Regions from separate parts of the Homo sapiens genome. Here all the other regions are linked to region 3. The links are chromatin contacts, found by Hi-C or POLR2A ChIA-PET in ENCODE. All regions are on one chromosome and are shown on one strand. The core of a region is the stretch at or near the end of the contact, and the rest is flanking DNA. Distances in the headings are between cores, read along the strand shown. Region 1 has its middle 24 kb from the start of GATA5. Region 2 holds the start of GATA5 (GATA binding protein 5). Region 3 holds the start of ADRM1 (ADRM1 26S proteasome ubiquitin receptor).

The links. A loop is a pair of places that touch in the nucleus more often than their neighbours do. ChIA-PET counts read pairs that join two places held with the same protein, here RNA polymerase II (POLR2A). Pooled maps may share reads with other maps.
Region 1: a map of gastrocnemius medialis shows a loop between it and region 3 (4-fold over the local background). The contact joins the enhancer-like site here to the promoter of ADRM1 in region 3. A Hi-C loop is called at or near these places in 34 of 168 maps with a recorded cell type or tissue (B cell, CD4-positive, alpha-beta memory T cell, CD8-positive, alpha-beta T cell and 21 more), 33 of 37 single-sample maps with no recorded cell type and 39 of 50 pooled maps. POLR2A ChIA-PET finds 5 or more read pairs at or near these places in 2 of 52 experiments (MCF 10A and activated CD4-positive, alpha-beta T cell).
Region 2: a loop to region 3 is called in a pooled map, with 2.8 times the contacts of the local background. The contact joins the promoter of GATA5 here to the promoter of ADRM1 in region 3. A Hi-C loop is called at or near these places in 2 of 168 maps with a recorded cell type or tissue (Calu3 and left cardiac atrium), 1 of 37 single-sample maps with no recorded cell type and 3 of 50 pooled maps. POLR2A ChIA-PET finds 5 or more read pairs at or near these places in 1 of 52 experiments (activated T-cell).

Annotation. Positions count from the first base shown.
Region 1 is chr20:62,498,865-62,502,077 of GRCh38, forward strand. No RefSeq gene overlaps it. Among named protein-coding and RNA genes, the nearest start is that of GATA5, 24 kb to the left of the region's middle. RefSeq lists enhancers at 1,203-1,703, 3,169-3,213. Within about 2 kb of position 1,418, at least 5 of the 41 ENCODE cell types and tissues checked have a DNase peak (open chromatin) inside an H3K27ac peak, as active enhancers do; they include gastrocnemius medialis and psoas muscle, where a contact is called at or near this core.
Region 2 is chr20:62,474,561-62,477,661 of GRCh38, forward strand. GATA5 (GATA binding protein 5) reads right to left here and starts at 1,435. Exons shown (of 7, transcript NM_080473.5): 1 at 1,370-1,435; 2 at 439-982. The coding sequence starts at 961.
Region 3 is chr20:62,301,603-62,304,478 of GRCh38, forward strand. ADRM1 (ADRM1 26S proteasome ubiquitin receptor) reads left to right here and starts at 1,395. Exons shown (of 10, transcript NM_007002.4): 1 at 1,395-1,447; 2 at 1,966-2,179; 3 at 2,859-2,876. The coding sequence starts at 1,967. RefSeq lists silencers at 905-1,024, 1,045-1,504.

The DNA.
Region 1 (3,213 bases), core at 168-2,667, 200 kb after region 3:
GTTGGGATGGGTGGGTGTTGGGGTGGGTCCGTGTTGGGGTGGGTGGGTGTTGGGGTGGGTAAGTGTTGGGGATGGGTGGTTGTTGGGGTTGGTCCGTGTTGGCAATGGGTGGGTGAGTTTTGGGGATGGGTGGGTGTTGGGGTGGGTCGGTGTTGGGATGGGTCAGTATTGGGATGGCCGCTGGAGGGTGGGGGCAGCTGGGACCTACCTTGGCTGACCCCTCCCCAGACCCTGACAGTCTGAGAGAGGTGGGCTTGGCATGCAGCGGGCAGCAGAGGAGAGCAGTTAGGGAAGTGAGGCTGGGGAAACAGGGAGGGAGAGAGACAGCTGCGATGTCATTACAAGTCAGTCACCAACAGTTTCCAGGTAGGGAAGGCATCTCTTTATGGCAGCAAAGGTGCCAGGAAGGTGGGCTGGGGTCTTCCAGCAGCTTCCAGAGCTGAGAGCAGCTGCTCAGGGGTCTCAAGTGAGTGTGGTGGGCTAGGCCACCCACGGTTATGCTGCCCATTCCATCCCCCTGCCTGGGGAAGGGCAGGGCAGGAACGAAGGGGGGTCCTTGGTCTCGGCATGGGGCAGGGACCCCCGATGTGGGAGCAATGGACACATCCCAGTCCTCTCTCCGTCTCTGCCTTGTCAAGCAGGAAGCCTTCTTGGGGCCATGGGTCCCTAATGCTTTTCTACGCCCAGCTCAGGTCCTGGGGATCAAGGAGCCGCAGGCTGGGATGGGCGAGCCTCTGCAGGAAGGTCCTGGTTTATTTTTGCGGTCGCTGTGCAGGTCAAGAGTGATGCTGCTTCACCTCTTGTGGCCACCATGGTGGGTTCCTTTAGAAAGATTTATTTAAGGACGTCAAAGAAACTGAGCAGCAGCTGCCTCTGAGAACCTGGCGTAGGGAGGTCTCATCTTCCTGGGGTTATACCCGTTCAAACGCAGAGACAGAGAAGAAACAGGAAGAACTGATCGTGCACAATAGATTCCCCCAAGTTAAAGGTGCGGGGATCTAGAGAGGAGCGTTCAGTAAGCCCCGCACGGGCGTGCTCAGCTCTGTCCCGCATCAGGGAGCCAGGCCAGGAACCGAAATCGGGATGTGGGCCGACGCTTAACCTGGACAGTTGTCCCCTTGGCGTAGAAGACACCAGCACACCCCCTCCACTTTGGACAGATGCCGTGACCAGCCCGGAGCCCCAGCAGCTCCATTCACAAGGTGCTTGGGAAAATAAATTTAGGTGTCTCCATTCGTAACTCAGCAATGTGATTGAGCGTCTGTGGGAGAAGCCTTATTCCTGCAACGGCTGTGTGTGTGTGATGGGCCGGAGCCCGGGGGAGTCAGGAGCTCAGACTCAAGTGAAGCTCAGAGTGAACAGGAAGGGTCACAGCCGCACCGTCCCCCAACCCCCAGGCGGTCAGAATCCAGAGCGTGGGCCCAGGGCTGCCCCTGCCCGTCGGTCCCCGGAGAAAACGCCCGGTGTGTGCGGAGCTTCACCACCAGGGGGAGTCCGAGGCCGTGTCCAACGTGGGTGTGCGGGAGGGCGGGGGGAGGGTGTGAGCCAGCGTGTCTGTGTGTCCATGAGTGTGAGGGTGTGTGCAGGCGTGTCTTACTGTGTATGTGTGGGTGTGAGGGTGTCTGTGAGCCTGTGTGCGTGTGCGGGTGTGTGCAGGCATGTCTTACTGTATACGTGTAGTTGTGAGGGTGTCTCTGTGAGCGTGTCTGTGCATGTGAAGGTGTGTCCATGCGTGTGAGGGCGTGTGCAGGGGTGTATATGTGTGAGTGTGAGGGTGTATTTGTGTGTCTTACTGTATATGTGTGTGAGGGTGTGAGCCAGCGTGTGTGTCCATGCGTGTGAAGGTGTGTGCAGGCATGTCTTACTGTGTATGTGTGGGTGTGAGGGTGTCTGTGAACTTGTGTCATACATATGTCCATACGTGTGAGGGTGTGTGCAGGCCTGGCCTCCTGCACTAGTGTGGGTGTTTGTGTGTGCAGGTGAGAGGGTGTCTGCCTCTGCTGTCGTGGGTTGGGATTCGTGTGTGCAGGTGAGTGGGTGTCTGCGTGTACTGCTAGTGTGGGTGTTCGTGTGTGTGTGTGAGCGGGTGTCTGCGTGTACTGCTAGTGTGGGTGTTCATGTGTGCGGGTGAGCGTGTGTCTGCGTGTACTGTCGTGGGTTGGGATTTGTGTGTGCGGGTGAGTGTGTGTCTACATGTACTGCTAGTGTGGGTGTTCGTGTGTGCGAGTGAGAGAGTGTCTGCGTGTACTGCTAGTGTGGGTGTTTGTGTGTGCAGGTGTGTGTCTGCGTGTACTGCTAGTGTGGGTGTTCGTGTGTGCGGGTGAGCGTGTGTCTGTGTGTACTGCTAGTGTGGGTTGGGATTTGTGTGTGCGGGTGAGCGTGTGTCTGCGTGTACTGTCGTGGGTTGGGATTTGTGTGTGCGGGTGAGTGTGTGTCTGCGTGTACTGCTAGTGTGGGTGTTCGTGTGTGCGAGTGAGAGAGTGTCTGCGTGTACTGCTAGTGTGAGTGTGTGTGCAGGTGAGTGTGTGTCTGAGTGTACTGCTAGTGTGGGTGTTCATGTGTGCGGGTGAGCGTGTGTCTGCGTGTACTGTCGTGAGTTGGGAGCCGTGGATGCCACGCAAGCCCCGAAGCCCCAGCTTTCTGAGCAGCTGGCCTGTGACGGCGGCATCTCAGGCGGCTTGGCTGTGTAGTGGGGATCCCCCAGCAGGCTCCAGGACCAGGGTCTTCTCTTTGGCTCCAGGTGACCCCAGCAGACTGGCCCTGCACCTGGCCCTGTGTTGACATCTCCAGAGGGTTTGTGAGCAGAGATGAGGGCACCTGTGAGGTCAAGGATAGTCTCTGTGTGGCAGCGGGACCTTGGGCCCAGGGGCAGCCTGTGGCTCTGAGGATGGCTGTGAGTACTTGGCAATGACCCTGTTAGTTGAGCTTGTGCCCGGCAGGGCTGAGATCTCCCAGCATGTGGCATGGGCCCCTCACCACCCCGAGTATGGACCCTGATATGGTCTGGCTCTGTGTCCTCACCCAGATCTCATCTTGAGTTGTAACTGAATTGTAATCCTCATGTGTTGGTTGGCAGAGGGACCTCGTGGAGGTGATGAGATCATGGGGGCGGTTCCCCCATGCTGTTCTCAAGACAGTGAATGAGTCTCATGTGATCTGATGGTCTCATAAGGGCTTTTCCCCCTTTTGCTCTGTGCTCATTCTTTCTCCTGT
Region 2 (3,101 bases), core at 185-2,684, 170 kb after region 3:
CCGATTCTCCAAACTGATACTCGGGAAGCGACTGAAACCAGGTCTCAAATTAAAATCAGTAAACGTCCTAGAACCGAGACGAATGTGGCCACTTAAATAAACCGATGTTTTGGGCTTTATAAAAATCGTTTCCAAAACTTTTCAAAAACAAAAACAAAAACGATTAAGACTTTTGAGGCTCCACATTGGCACAATCCGGAATGCTGTTTGGAAATAGATGTTCCTTCTCATTAACAGGTTAAAACAGAATTCTGGATGGGTGTTTCCCGTGCGGGGTGTTACCCAGGTTTACTCGTCTCGCCCCGGGGCTGCTGGTGTCGCTCCTGGCAGGGAGGCTCGGACCGTGGGGGAGGATGAGGGGAGCGTTTCGCAGGGTGCGGGTTTGCACCCGGATTCGGCCGCTCCTGGGCCCCGAGACTGTGGAGCCCCCGCACTCACCGAAGGTGGGCCTGCGGCCTGGGAGGCCGTGCAGGACGCTGCCATCGAAGGGCCCGGCAGTCCAGGACTGGGCCACGTCGGGGCTCACGTAGGCCGGGTAGGTGGCGGAGTACGAGGTCCCCACCGGCCGCCCAAGCGGGGCCGCGAACTGTTCTCGAGGCAACAGCGCGCCCTGGTAGGCACTGCCGTCTCGGCCCCCCGCGCTGCCGCCGCTGCCGGGCCCCGAGGGGCTGTGCGCGAAAGGGAAGGCGGTGGCCCCGGGCGGGTGCGCGGCTGGGGGGTGCGGACTGCCCGGGCCGAAGGCCGACGAATCCGCGGTGGCTGTCTGCGCCCAGCCGGGGCGCGCAGCGAGCTCGGGGGGCTGCGGGCTCGGCTCACACCCGGACAGGTAGGACAGCATCGAGGGGACGCGCGCCGGCGGCACAAACATCGGAGAGCCGGCGCCCGGAGCGTGCAGGAAGGAGCCCGAGTCGGCGTAGGCGGCCTGGCGGGGGCTCGCGGCCAGCGCCAGGCTCTGGTACATCCTCCCAGGCGTGGTCTTGACCTGCAGGGAAGAGGGACAGGTGTGGAGGTCACGGGAGCTCTGCGCCCTCCGCCAGCGCCCGAGCTTATGCCGGGCAGGTGCCGCCGCTTCGGGCAGCGCTTCCCAGTCCCCAGCCCGGGACGTTCGCGGGGCGGGTCCCCGAACCCGAGGGAGAGGAACCGCGGGGATGGGAGAGGCCAGCGCGTCATCCCCGGGGCAGTCACAACGCCGAGCCCACCTCCTCCCCGACCGGGCTTCGGAGGTCCCCGGGGTGAGCTCGGTGGGGGCCTGGGAAGGACGGGCCTGGCGCGGCCGCAGGACGCAGGGCCTGGAGAGCGGGGCCCCGCCGCGCTGGGAGGGGCCGGGTGGGGAGGGGCGCGCGGCTGCAGCCCGGGCTGGAGCACTCACCAGCGGGCAGGGAGGGCGGCAGGGCACGGCGGTGGCGGTGGGTCGGCGACCGGCGGGCCGAAGACTGGAAGCCCGGGCCGCTGAGGCTCCGCAGCCCCCTCCGCGCCGCCCCGGCCCGCCCCCGCCGCGCCGCCCCTTCCCTCCCCGCGCCCGCCCCTTCTTCCCCGCAGGGTCAGCGCTGGGGCTCCGGCCGTAGAGCCACGTGACCCTGGCAGGCCCTGCTCGCGGGGCTTGGCGACAAGGACGCACGACACGGGGCGGCCAGCGCGGAGCCCGGACCAGTGCAGCTAGACGGGCGGGCCGAGGGCTTCGTGGGCCCCGGGGAGTCGGGCGCAGAGACTTCTCCAAGTTTGTGCGAGTCCCGAGCCCTCTGCCTCCCTGCCCCGGCCCCCGCCGAAGGCTGGCCTAAAGACGGGCTCCGTGTCTGGTGGCTGAGTCGGTGATCCCGGCCCCGCTCACCGATGGACACGCGGCGGTGGAACCCCGTGGGCCCCCTCGTTGCGTGGCCGCACCCGGGGCTCGGTGCAGGGAACCGGCTTCCATAGGGACGGCCGGCTCGGGTCGCTGGACTGGGACGGGGTGCACTGGCGGGAGCCCCGCGATTTCCTCGGTTTCTGAGCAAGCGGGGCCACAAGGCTCGGGGTCCCAGTGGGAGGTGGGCAGGGTCCAGCCTCTAAGGCCCGATCTGGGTGCCAGGCTCGAAGGCCCCAACCCCGGTGGGGCTCTCAGCCGGCTCTCGGGGACTCGGGAAGAGTTTCCTCCAGGCGCCAGAAATGCGTGTGGGTAGGAGGCGACCCAGGTCAGGGAACCGTGTCCCGCTCGCACTCCCGGTGAGGGCTGCATGGAGGCGCCGCTGCCGCGGAGCAGCTCCGCAGGTTGCGGGAAACGGAACGGCGGGCTCGGAGCACACCGGGTGGACCCAGGCTTGGCGGCCATGAAAGTTCTTTTTTTCTTTTTTTCTTTCTTTCTTTCTTTCTTTCTTTCTTTCTTTCTTTCTTTCTTTCTTTCTTTCTTTCTTTTCTTTCTTTCTTTCTTTTTTCTTTCTCGGAGCACACCGGGTGGACCCAGGCTTGGCGGCCATGAAAGTTCTTTTTTCTTTCTTCCTTCCTTTCTTTCTTTCTTTCTTTCTTTCCTTCCTTCCTTCCTTCCTTCCTTCCTTCCTTCCTTCCTTCTTTCTTTCTTTCTTTCTTTCTTTCTTTCTTTCTTTCTTTTCTTTCTTTCTTTCTTTCTTTCTTTCTCGGAGCACACCGGGTGGACCCAGGCGTGGTGGCCATGAAAGTTCTTTTTTCTTTCTTCCTTCCTTCCTTCCTTCCTTCCTTCCTTCCTTTCTTTCTTTCTTTCTTTCTTTCTTTCTTTCTTTCTTTCTTTCTTTCTTTCCTCCCTCCCTCCCTCCCTCCCTCCCTCCCTCCCTTCCTTCCTTTTGCGGAGTCTCGCTCTGTCTCCCAGGCTGGAGTGCAGCGGCGCGATCTCAGCTCACCGCCTCCCAGGTTCAAGCGATTCTCCTGCCTCAGCTTCCTGAGTAGCTAGGACTACAGGCACCCGCCACCACACCCGGCTAATTTTTGTATTTTTAGTAGAGACGGGGTTTCACCATGTTGGTCAGGCTGGTCTCATCGAGCTCCTGACCTCAGATGATCCGCCCGCCTCAGCCTCCCAAAGTGCTGGGATTACAGGCGGGAGCCACCGCATGAAAGTTCTTCCTTGCAGAAACGGGCCCTCAACTCCTGTCAGT
Region 3 (2,876 bases), core at 145-2,644:
TCACGAAGCGCCTGACCTCTCTATTTTATTACTATTATTATTATTATTTTTTTTTTTTGAGAAGGAGTCTTCCTCTGTCGCCCAGGCTGGAGTGCAGTGGTGCAATCTCGGCTCACTGCAACCTCCACCTCCCGGGTTCAGGCGATTCTCGTGCATCAGCCTCCTGAGTAGATGGAATTACAGGCATGTGCCAGCATACCTGGCTAATTTTTGCATTTTTAGTAGAGTCGGGGTTTCATTCACCATGTTGCCCAGGCTGGTCTTGAACTCCTGGCCTCAAGTAATCCGCCCGCCTCGGCCTCCCAAAGTTCTGGGTTTACAGGCGTGAGCCACCGCGCCTGAGCCCTCTAAGAGCCCCCGCCTGGCGTCGCTGTAGGCAAATCCCAAAGAACGTGTCCCTTCAGCAGCCGGCTGGGGCGCCACAAACACTATCTGTTGTCTTCGCTTTAGTTTGTGTCAAAGTGACTCAAAGTTACACAACACTGGCGGGCGACTGCCGCCTTTTTACCCTGTGGCCTTTCCCATCCAGGCGTCCAGAGGGTGAGCCCCTGCCCTCCAGGACCCCTCCCTTCCAGGACCCTACCCGTCTGGGACTCAGGCCTTCCCTGACTCCTCCCTCCCGGACTCACCCCTCCCAGATCCCTCCCCTCCGGGACCCTCTCCCCTCCCGGGCCCCCTCCCCTCCGGGAACCCCTCCCCTCCCGGACTCACCCCTCCCAGATCCCTCCCCTCCAGGAGCCCCTCCCCTCTCGGGACCCCTCTCCTCCCGGACCCACCCCTTCCTGACCCCTGCCCTCCCGGACCCCTGCGGGACTAGATGTATACAGCTGAGACCATATCACGGTTCTCACCCTCGCTCTACCCTCCCGGACCCCTGCTCTCCCGGACGCGTGGACTCCAGCTCCCGCCTGGGTCCCCAAAGCGCTGAACCCATGGTCACTTCTATGCGTAGCCCTGGTGCCCGCCGCCCACAGCCGGACCGCACTCCTCGGCCTCCGCCTAACCCCTGGCTCAGCCACACGAGTGACAGCTCTGCCCGCCCGGGCGGGCGACGCCGAGGGGTGGGCTCGGCCCCACCTGAGCAGTTCCCCAGCGCCCCTCTGAAACCCGCCTGTGGTCCCTGGCGCCGCCTCTAGGGGCCGCCGCCGCTCCCCTATGACACAGCAACAATAGGGGCCGCTCTGGTCCAAGCGCCCTGCGGCCCGCGCTTCCGCCGGAAAAGAGCCGCCGGCGCGGGGGCGGACCGGGGAGGAGCGAGTGCGATGGACGGTCGCCCTCGCCAATCGTTGGCAGGTTAGAGCCGGCTGCGCGGCTTACGGGGCTCAATCGGCGGCGAGAGCGGCAGGCGGGGCGGGCCGAACGCGGGTTTCCGGCGGGGCCCGGCAGGCGCCGAGGAGGAAGAGCGAGCCCGGACGGCGCCTCTCGAACGAGTGTGGGCGCGAGGCAGGTGCGGGAGTCGCCGGGCCTGGGGCGGCCGGGGGCGACCGGAGGCGGGGGCAGGGGCTGCTGGACCAAGGATGGGGCGGGGGCAGCCAAGACGAGAAGGTGGCCGGCGCGGCGGGTGGGGCCTGCGGGGGCCGGGCCGGGCGGGGGTTCTGGGGTCTCGGGCGCCGCCCCGGTTCCGCCTGCGGCTCTGAACGTGGGGCTCGGCGGGAGCTCGGGCGGGTCTGCCCCGCGGAGCGGGTCGCCGGGGTGGCGCGTCGAGGCTGGTGCCCCGCGGAGACGGCGTCAAGCCTAGGGCCGGCCCCACTAGGCTTGGCGGGGCTGCCCCGGCCCAGCGCCGAGTGCGGGCGGTGCGATCGTCGTGAGCGGGGCAAACGCGGAAAGGCAGCCCGGCGTGTCTGAGTCTGCCTTAGGCAGCTCTGGGCGCAGGCCCCCTGCTCGCAAACACCCCAGGGGGCGGGAGCTTGCCGGACCGCAGGCGACAGTGACCGCCGCGTCTCAGCGTCCTCTCCGCGCTTTCAGGATGACGACCTCAGGCGCGCTCTTTCCAAGCCTGGTGCCAGGCTCTCGGGGCGCCTCCAACAAGTACTTGGTGGAGTTTCGGGCGGGAAAGATGTCCCTGAAGGGGACCACCGTGACTCCGGATAAGCGGAAAGGGCTGGTGTACATTCAGCAGACGGACGACTCGCTTATTCACTTCTGCTGGAAGGACAGGACGTCCGGGAACGTGGAAGACGTGAGTGTCCCTGAGCCGCAGCAGCAGGACAGGCGACTTCTCGGGCCCTCGGAGTCCTCGCTTTGGAGTTCGCGGTGGGGGCTTGGCCGCATCTGGGGACCGCTCGTGGGGCCGTCATCGACTGCCCTGCTGATGGGTCGTCCTGGTTTCCGCGGTGACAGGGGCATCTCGGCCACTGTGTATCTTGAACTGTCCGTGTGAGGTGCCTGGGTTGGAGGTGTGGCCCTGGAGAGCCCGGAGCTCTGTGCCTGGCCTTGAACTGTCCGTGTGAGGTGCCTGGGGTTGGAGGTGTGGCCCTGGAGAGCCTGGAGCTCTGTGCCTGGCGGCTTCACTCAGTCTTCTTTGTTTTTCAAACTCTTAGTTGTTCTTTGTTACATTTGAGAGCAGTTCAGCGTTGACTTTTTAACTACTCTGGGAATGTTGTTTCCAGCACGTCTCAGAAACCCCGTTGCCATCTGAAAGGCCCCTTTCCCTGCTCTCTCCCCCGGCCTTGCCTTTCATGGGCTGTCTCTGACCCTGGCTTCTCTGCCTTGTGGAGACCCTGCCAGCGAGGGGTCTGGCGGCTTAGCTGCCCCTTGCGCACCCCACCCGGTTAGACCCAGGGCTCAGTACGCTCTCCTGAGACTGGGCACAGTGATGCCATCTGCGCCACTGACTCTCTCTTCCCCTGGCTTGCCAGGACTTGATCATCTTCCCT